Regions from separate parts of the Mus musculus genome. Here region 2 is linked to region 1. The links are chromatin contacts, found by Hi-C or POLR2A ChIA-PET in ENCODE. All regions are on one chromosome and are shown on one strand. The core of a region is the stretch at or near the end of the contact, and the rest is flanking DNA. Distances in the headings are between cores, read along the strand shown. Region 1 holds the start of Ppfia4 (protein tyrosine phosphatase, receptor type, f polypeptide (PTPRF), interacting protein (liprin), alpha 4). Region 2 holds the start of Adipor1 (adiponectin receptor 1).

What was found. A loop is a pair of places that touch in the nucleus more often than their neighbours do. ChIA-PET counts read pairs that join two places held with the same protein, here RNA polymerase II (POLR2A).
Region 2: POLR2A ChIA-PET joins it to region 1 with 10 read pairs in embryonic stem cell. The contact joins the promoter of Adipor1 here to the promoter of Ppfia4 in region 1. A Hi-C loop is called at or near these places in 1 of 37 maps with a recorded cell type or tissue (T-helper 17 cell). POLR2A ChIA-PET finds 5 or more read pairs at or near these places in 3 of 5 experiments (all embryonic stem cell).

Annotation. Positions count from the first base shown.
Region 1 is chr1:134,342,018-134,346,066 of GRCm38, reverse strand. Ppfia4 (protein tyrosine phosphatase, receptor type, f polypeptide (PTPRF), interacting protein (liprin), alpha 4) reads left to right here and starts at 1,351. Exons shown (of 29, transcript NM_001374777.1): 1 at 1,351-1,474.
Region 2 is chr1:134,413,768-134,418,169 of GRCm38, reverse strand. Adipor1 (adiponectin receptor 1) reads right to left here and starts at 2,792. Exons shown (of 8, transcript NM_028320.4): 1 at 2,585-2,792.

The sequences.
Region 1 (4,049 bases), core at 102-2,601:
AACTCCATGGTATGATGATAGATGCTATAGCCTCCCTTTGAAGTTCCTGCTGCCTCTGCTGTGGTCTTAGCACATTGCCAACACTTGGTAAAATGGTTCTTCATGGTTACCATGGCTGCAGTCTCCTCAGCATTGGCTGAGTTGCCTTTTCTGGCATTATTCATGTTTTGTTAATGGAAGGGTGTGAAGAGTCAAGGATTGCCTTTTTGTAAAAACTAGTCCACCTAGAGAACGACTGAAACTTGGTAGGCTCTGGGTTTAAAAACTGACTAATGTTTTTCACTTCTTGATGTATATATTCTTGTTCAGAGTGTCAGACAAATAACAGATTCAGCTCCTCTCAACCCCTATCAGAATTAATTTCCTTGCCATTTTCTAAAGATGAAAGGAAAATTGGATATATTGGGAGAGAGGGAATGAAAGGCTATGTTAACTGACCTCAGCTTCAGCCTTTATAGGACACTGTTGCAAGATGTGTATATATCTGTAACTGCCTATGTGCACATTGTATATAGAACAGTTCACTGCTGCTGGGTGGTGGCAGCACAGGCAGCCTGCAGAAGCAGGTGAATCTAGGAGATGGAGGCCAGCCTGGTCTACATAGTTCCGGAACAGCCAGGGCTGCACAGAAAAACCCTGTCTTAAAAACCTAAAAAGGGAGAAAAAAAAAAAAAAAAAAAAAAAACCAAACCCAAAACAGTTCTTCACACTCATAACAGTGCTTATGGGGTATCTGTGAAGGATTTGAGTAGGCACTGAAATGAAATTTCACAAACCAGATGGAAAAGATACATTAATAGCCACGGGGGCAGGGAAAGGGAACAATTCAGGAAAATCGGTTTAGCTAAAATTTGTCAGAATTTTGGCATTTGAGCATGTTTTCATAGGATGTATGTATCAGACAAACACTTCATTTTGTAGTAACAGCGTTAGGGCAGTCACATGCCCAAAAGCAAGTCACAATTCACTGAGGCACATACTACAATACAAGAGTATCTGGGTTTCCAGTTTCTCCACTTAAAAATATGTGAGCGAGAACAGGTGTGAAGGGCGACAGACGACTGGCCATTTAGGGAACAGACTAGACTTAGGAAGGTGAGTTCAACAGAGGAAAAGAGGGATGTGCTCTGCATTCCAAGTTTTAGGGCCAGAACATCTACCAGATTAAATGCTTGCCCTGCCCTCTCAGGCTCGACCAAGATGGCGCACAGCATCAAAGCAGCGCCCTTGTCACGTGCGAACCAGGGCTGGGGAGCGCCCGGGCGTGGGGGCGTGGCCTCGGGGGATATGGCCAGGCCCCGCCCTTAGGGGTGGGGCCAGGGTATCCGCGGAGGAAGGGGGCGGGTCCTTGAGGCCACGGTACTGGGCGGTGGAGGCTGCAGCTACCTTTGCAGGCTTGCCTCTAGGACGCCTCGCGCTGCCGAGGTCGGGGGCGGCGCCCTGCTACCGCTGGGCCTTCGGCGATTCCACGCAGGTGAGCACCCACAGCCACTCCGCGGGGAAGGATACCCCTTTTCCCAGCTCCAGCTCCCCTGAACAGTTTGAGGAGGAGTCTCTGTTAGTGCGCCTTGGGAAACAGCCTCTTCTGGTCTGGATGTATCTCTGCGGGGCGCGGAATTCGTTGCCCCTCGCCTTTGCTGTGCCCTGTGCCCTTGGGGATGAGGATGGGGGTCGATGCCCGTTTTGCAGGGAGGGCGTGGAGTTCGCCCTCAGCTCCATCCTCTCTCTGGGAGGGGGCAGCCGGGTGGACTGCGCCCCCTCATCCTCTCCAGGAGAGTCAGAGCAAAAGCGCCTCTGGGCTTGGGGGCCAACTCTGCTTCTTTGGGCGAGCGCTGGTGAGAGGCTGAAGTCTTCGATCTTCCCGGGGGTCTTCCTCCTTCCCGCATGCCTCTTTTCGCCCTTGGTTACTATCGCCAGCTCTGCATTCCTTCAACTGTCAGGCTGTACCAGAGATGCCCCCATCTCCGCAGTGCTGGGGCGGTGGGGTGGAAGGAATGGCCAGCCGAGGGCCTGGTTGGGGGTGGGGATGAGGGTGGGCGCAACAGGAAAAGAGGTTCGTAATAGAGATTACTGAACTGGGGTGGGGGTGGGAATGATAGGGTTGATTAGTGAACACAGTAGGGGTATTTCCCAGCACGGGTGTTGAGGGTTTTATGATTGGTAGGAAGGGAGGTTGGCCTGGAGGACTTGGAAATATGTTGTAGGTGGTTTCTCTGAGAAGGAGGAGGGATCTAGCACTAAGTGCCACTAGGTGCTGATGTCACCTTTGAGGAGAGATGTGTTGGAGAGGAGGAGAGTTGAGGCAGCTCCTCAGTACTTGTTCGTGGAGAGCAAGTGGTTAAGGGGGCTGTGCTTAGCCTGATGAGTCCCTCCTGGTGTGAGCTTAAGAAGGCTGTTCCAGGAGCCAGGTTTCAGGGACTCCCTGCAGTCCTTTCCAGACTTGTTGGAATTGGCTCTTAGTACTTTATTCAATATTGAGTAAACATTTATTGGGCACCTACTACATGCCAGACACCATACTAGAGAGATAGATACTTGCCTATCCAAAAGCTGTTAAAGGCCATGGAGCAGGTAGATGGTACCCGAAATAGGCACACATTCCCCTATATACATTTTAGTTATCCTGTTAGTGGAATGGCAGAAACAAAACAAAACAAAAAAGCCAACCGGATCTTAACCCACAGAATCCACACCTCTGTTAACTGGCCAGATAGTCTTTAGTAAAAATGACAGCTTGAATGGTTTATATTGGCTATTTTCTTAGATTTGGGGCTAAGATTTGAGGAGGCTTCTCAAGATAAATGATGTCCCAAAGTAATGAGACGAGGGATAGCACATTGGGTTGGGGGGCTTTGGGGGCCCTAGACACTGTGCAGTGAAGACACCCTCTCCAGAAATGAGTGGCTGCAGGAGCGTGGTGTGAGGGGAGTTTTCATCGGATGCTTTGGGCCTGTGCCGTTGGGCATGTCATGTTGAGCATGTATATGATGTCAGTATATGAGCTCTGTCCCAGCAGCTGGCCTGTGAAGGAAGGATTGGAGGAACGGAGTAGGGCCGGCAGTCAGGCTCGTGGGTCCTCTCTGAGTGATGACTGAAACCTTAGAATTGGAAAGAGTGAGGAGGATTTGCTGTGGGTCCTTTCTGAGCCTCTGAGGATAGCAGAGCAAGAGCTGGGGAGAGGGTGATTAGTTGGACTGTGCTGCTGATGAGGCAGGGGTGAAGCTCAGGAGGGCCAGGGGACTGGGTGCCAACGGGGTTTTAAGGTGCAGGGAAGTTAACTGAGGCTTTGTTACGGCTGAAATGCTCTCCGTGGGCCTCCAAGAGCTGTACTATGTTAAGTTGGTAAAGGATTTGTTCTAAGAACATGGTGGGCTATACTGGCCGAGCAGTATAGAGGTGTGTGTGTACAATACATTCATAGTGTGCATATGTGTGCTTGTGCAAATGTGTGCACTGGGAGTGAGGACTGAGAAAGACTGAGAGAGCAAAACCAGCCCCAGAGTCTGGGTTCCACTTAAGGAATTGGAAGAAATGGAGGGAGGGACTGGGGTCAGAGGGAGAGACAAGTGTGTATTGCAACCACATAAGTCACCATCTGTCCCCTCTCTGGCCTGCTAGCTCACTGACCTATAATTAGCTCTGGAGGGCATACGGTGCTGGCTCACTGGAGTGTGGCACTTTGGGTGTCCAGCAGAGTCAAGAACACACAGAGAGGCTGTGGTCCTATGCTGAGGACCATGTCCCAGGACCACGACCCCTGTGAATTCTCCAGTCTGAGAAGGGCTCTCTGTATTATTGAAGAGGGAAGGGGCCCTAAGGACCTGAGGACGTTAATAAGGTAGAGTTAGCTGGTGAGGCAGGCAGCAGTGGGACAAGGGGCTCTAAGAGAGGGTTACATGAGACTTGAGGCCACCAGACCCTAAGGATCCACTTTTATCCACCCCTGGCTGCTGCCTCCCTCACAACACAAGCATGGTTGCAACCTGGCTTAGTACTCCAACTGCGGACAGGCCAAGGCTGTCACATGGGGTCTTCCTTCCCATCTTTTC
Region 2 (4,402 bases), core at 1,543-4,042, 71 kb before region 1:
TTCAAGATCTTTGCAATTCAATTTGCAGAGTTATAAAGTTTGCTACAAACTTTATAAACATTAGTCATACCCCCATTTCTAAGCAGCAAAATGGGAAGAAGTTCAGCATGGTGAATACTGTTTGATGAGCCAACTGGGGACAAAGGACCATTAAAGACAAAATGTAACAAGTTTGATGAATACCAGTACCAAACAAGAGAAACTCCATGTTACTTAACACAGTGTCAAGCAGACAAGCAGGATAACCTAGCCGGGTGTGTCTGAGCTTCAGCCTGGATTTCCTTCCTACAGAAACAGGGAGAATGCAACTGCCTCCAGCAGGGTAAATTCTGTCCTTTAATCTGAGAGCATCTATTGAGTACTATACAATGCACAGTTCTGGCTATTGCTTCAGGGAGAAGGCAGAGTAAGGAGCTTGGACAGGTTGGTGAGGTCCTTTAAGAAGGGTTGCTAAGCCAGGTGGCGGCCGGTGGTGGTAGTGGTACACACCTTTGATTCTAGCATTTGGAAGGTGGAGGCAGGCAAATCTGAGCTCCAGACCAGCCTGATTTACAGAATTTCAGGACAGCTAGGCCTACGAAGATAAATTCTGTCTAGAAACAAAACAAAACAAAACAAAAACAAAAACAAAAAAACAAAGCAGCAACCAAAAGGGGGTTGCTGAGGGCTGGAGCATGGCCGAATGGCTAAAAGCACTGGCTGCTTTTCCAGAGGGCCTTGCTTTATATCTAGCATTCACATAGGTTCAGTTTTGAACCCATCTTCTGTGGGCAACAGGCATTAACATATGGCCCAAACAGCTGTACACATTTTTAAAATATCTTAAGGGTGTTTATTGAAAATTTTCTTTTATTTTTCCTCCTTTTCCTCTTTTTGTTGTTGTTGTTTTGAGATAGGATTTCTTTTTGTAGCCCTGGCTGTCCCGGAACTCAATCTGTAGACCAGGCTGGCCTCGAACTCAGGGATCCACCTGTCTCTGCCCCCAAGTGCTGGGATAACGATTAAAAGTACGCGTCCCTTCCACCTAGGTGATAATTTGTTTTCTGATAGCATCATTATGAAGCTAAGAGCTAACAGGTGCTGGAGGAACTGAGAAGAAAAACTTCACTTTAGTAGAGATGATCAAAACTTCGTAGATCTTAAGATTTGATAGGCATGGACATCTGAGGCAGGGCATTCCAGGGGTACAGTTGTGTAAACAGCGGTTTACATGGTAGCATGGCTACCCAGAGCATCGAATAATGCACTTTCCATCAGGAAGCTTAAGAAAATGAGGTCACTCTGAAGTGACACAACTTAGCCTACCATTCATTTTAAGGTGCTGACCGCTCCCCTCCTCCTGCCGTGAGGGGGGGGGGGTGGAGTGAGGGGAGGGAGGCGCAGAGGCTATGAAATTAAGGCTGCTTCCTTAATTTATCTTTCACACGGGTAAAGCCACTCATTTACTTCTTTCTCAAAAATCTTGTCGTTTCTGGGCTACTGTGAACACCCCAGCGGAGATTACCCTGCGGGAGTAGGTGCAGTGTTTGAAGGCCCACACCAATGTCTAATACTTCACTAATAACACCAGCTTTTGAAGACTGACTTCTCAAAGACCTTTCACAAAAAATGGACACAAAAACTACTTCTGTAATAAAGAAATGCAGTGGCTGCAGGCCGGGAACCCTGACATTGCAATCCACTTAGCGCCATCCTATCTGACTGAGTTCCTGGCAGTGGACTGATGCTATAAACTCTCAGGAACTGCGACTGCACCATCACAGCCTGCCCTGCATTATCAAAAGGAAAAAAAAAAAAAGCAGTGAGCACATCCCAACATGGCTTTGGTTCTGCAAAGAACCACCTATTGCCATCTTCGTTTGATTTACCACACAACTTAACTGCTGGGTTTTCTGGTCTGTCTGCTAAAGACCCGAGGGAAATAATCAGATTATTATTATAGAAGATCCCATGGTCTCTTAGTGCTCCGCTGACATCTGAAACTATGTAAACTGAAATTTGTCCAGCTTCTTCAACTACGAACCGCCAGAAACTGACGGCGAGCCACTTTATTTTCTTAAAAGCAAGTGCGAGACTCAAATTCTCAAACAAACCAGCATCCATCAACCCTAGATTTCTGAGATGAAATCTGGCCCTTCCCAACACTTCGGCATCTTGTTTACATTCTAGTTGAGTAGTACCTTAGGCCTGTCGAGTCTCCATCAACTTCCCGACCGACCCTATCCAGGAGGGAGCCCCGTCACGTTTGACCTGCGGATCGCGGTGGTGGCCTTAGGGTTCCCGGCCACCCAGGGCCGGTGTTCCCGCACCCAACTCGCAGGCTCAACTCCGGGGGTCGCCAGCAGGGCTGGAACGCGGCCGTCTACCGCGCGGCTGCGGAGACAGCACTCGCGGACTGCCGGGCCCCGACGGCGGCGAGCAGCCCCCCGAACGGAGGCGGTGCGCGGTGGGAGGGGCCGGAAATGTTTACGGAGGACCTTTCGGAGGGCCGGGCGGTGAGCGACGATCCAGGGGCGGGCCACTCCCGTGCTGTCCCCTCCAGAGCCTGCAGGGCCCGCGCCCCGCCCACCCCCGGGACACTTACGGCCTGGCTGGCTGCCTCTGCTGGGGGCCGCGGGCCCGGGCGCTACATCCCGCGGCACTGGAGGCGGCCTGCGGCCGAGGGGCGCCCGATCCTCAGCGCCCTGCCCGCGCCGGAAGGGCCGCGCGACCGCACGGCGTCACCTCCGCAGCCGCGTCACCTTCCCGGCGCTACCTCACCCGCTCCGATCCAGGCATTCCTGCGCGTGCCAATCATCAGGGCGCGCTCAGGCTCGCCCCGCCCCGCCCCTGATCTGACCAATCGCTGGCTCTGGCTGTCCCAGCTTGGCCCTACACTGGCGGACTGCAAAAGCCTCTTCTCCCGGCCTACGACGGGCGCGTGTAGGGGAGTAGGGAGCTGGGAGTAGGGAGCTGGGAAGGCAATCTTAGTTTCCCACCCCACGGCCTCGCTTTTCAGCTCCGAAACACTTTTTTTTTCCTTCTCTTAGTACTGGGAATTGTACCTCTAGGCAAGCCACTATATCTCTAGTACAGAAACACTTTTTCCCCCCTTTTTCCAAGACACGGATTCTCCGTGTAGCCCTGGCTGTCCCGAATTCGCCCTGTAGATTCGCCTCCCTAGTGGCAGGATTAAACAACGCCAACCCACACTTTTATTTTTGTTTGAGAAAGGGTTTAATTGTGCAACCCAGGTGAGCCTTGTACTCGAGGCCATCCTATCTCAGCCTTTCAAATGCTAGGATTTCAAATGTGGGCTACCATACAGCTCCGAAACTATTTCTATATCCATTTTCCAAATCCCTCCCTCTCTTCTTCTGGTATGCTATGTATGGAACGACTACCATGAATCTATTCACTCAACTGATTTAACTTTTGGTTCCTGTTATTTATCAGAAAGGGAGAAGTTATTTCAAACAAGCCTAGCTTGACAATTTTCTGTGCCAGTCCATGTTCCCATGTGACCCAGAGGGCACATCTTAGAAGACAATATAGTGTGCTTCTCTGCCGGAACTGAACCACACAATATAGTATTTTGGGAGTGTTCATTTTCTTATACTCCAAAAAACGATGCACAGCTGTTACTGCTCTAAATGCAAGAAAAGGTGACCAAATGCTAGATGGATGCCCCAGGAGAGTGAAGTCAACTTTGTTCTGGTTAAAAGCATAGACTCTGGGTTCTTGTAGATCCAGTTTCCTTCCCAAGCCAGCCGATCTTTACACATTACTGAGTCCTTCCAAATCACTACTTAACCTTGAAAACGAAGGGAAATGATGCTACTTTCAGGTCTGTCAGGACTAAGGACATTTCAGGTGCTACTTTCAGGTCTGTCAGGACTAAGGCAGTGTCTGCATGATGCCTGGCAAATGGATAGAGTTTCATAACAACTAGCTATTGTTAATATATTACCTGGGGCTGGAGAGATGGCTCAGCAGTTAAGAACACCCACTGTTCTTCCAGAGGTCCAGAGTTCAATTCCCAGCCACCCACATGGTGGCTCATAACCATCTTAATTGGATCTAATGCCCTCTTCTGGTGTGTCTGAAGAGAGCAATGGTATACTCATATACATAAAATAAATAAATAAATCTTTAAAAAAAACAGTTGACTAGAAACCTATATTTTAATAAAAATAATAATAATAAATTACCTGCTGTACAAAACAAAATCTGGAAACTTTATTTTTCTTCAAGACAGGGTTTCTCTGCGTAGCCCTGGCTGTCCTGGAACTCACTTTGTAGACCAGGCTGGCCTCAAACTCAGAAATCTGCCTGCTTCTGCCTCCTGCTAGGATTAAAGGTGTGTGCCACCACGCCCGGCTGCTCCCCCTTTAAGTGTTAAATTATTTGTTTTTAAAAATCT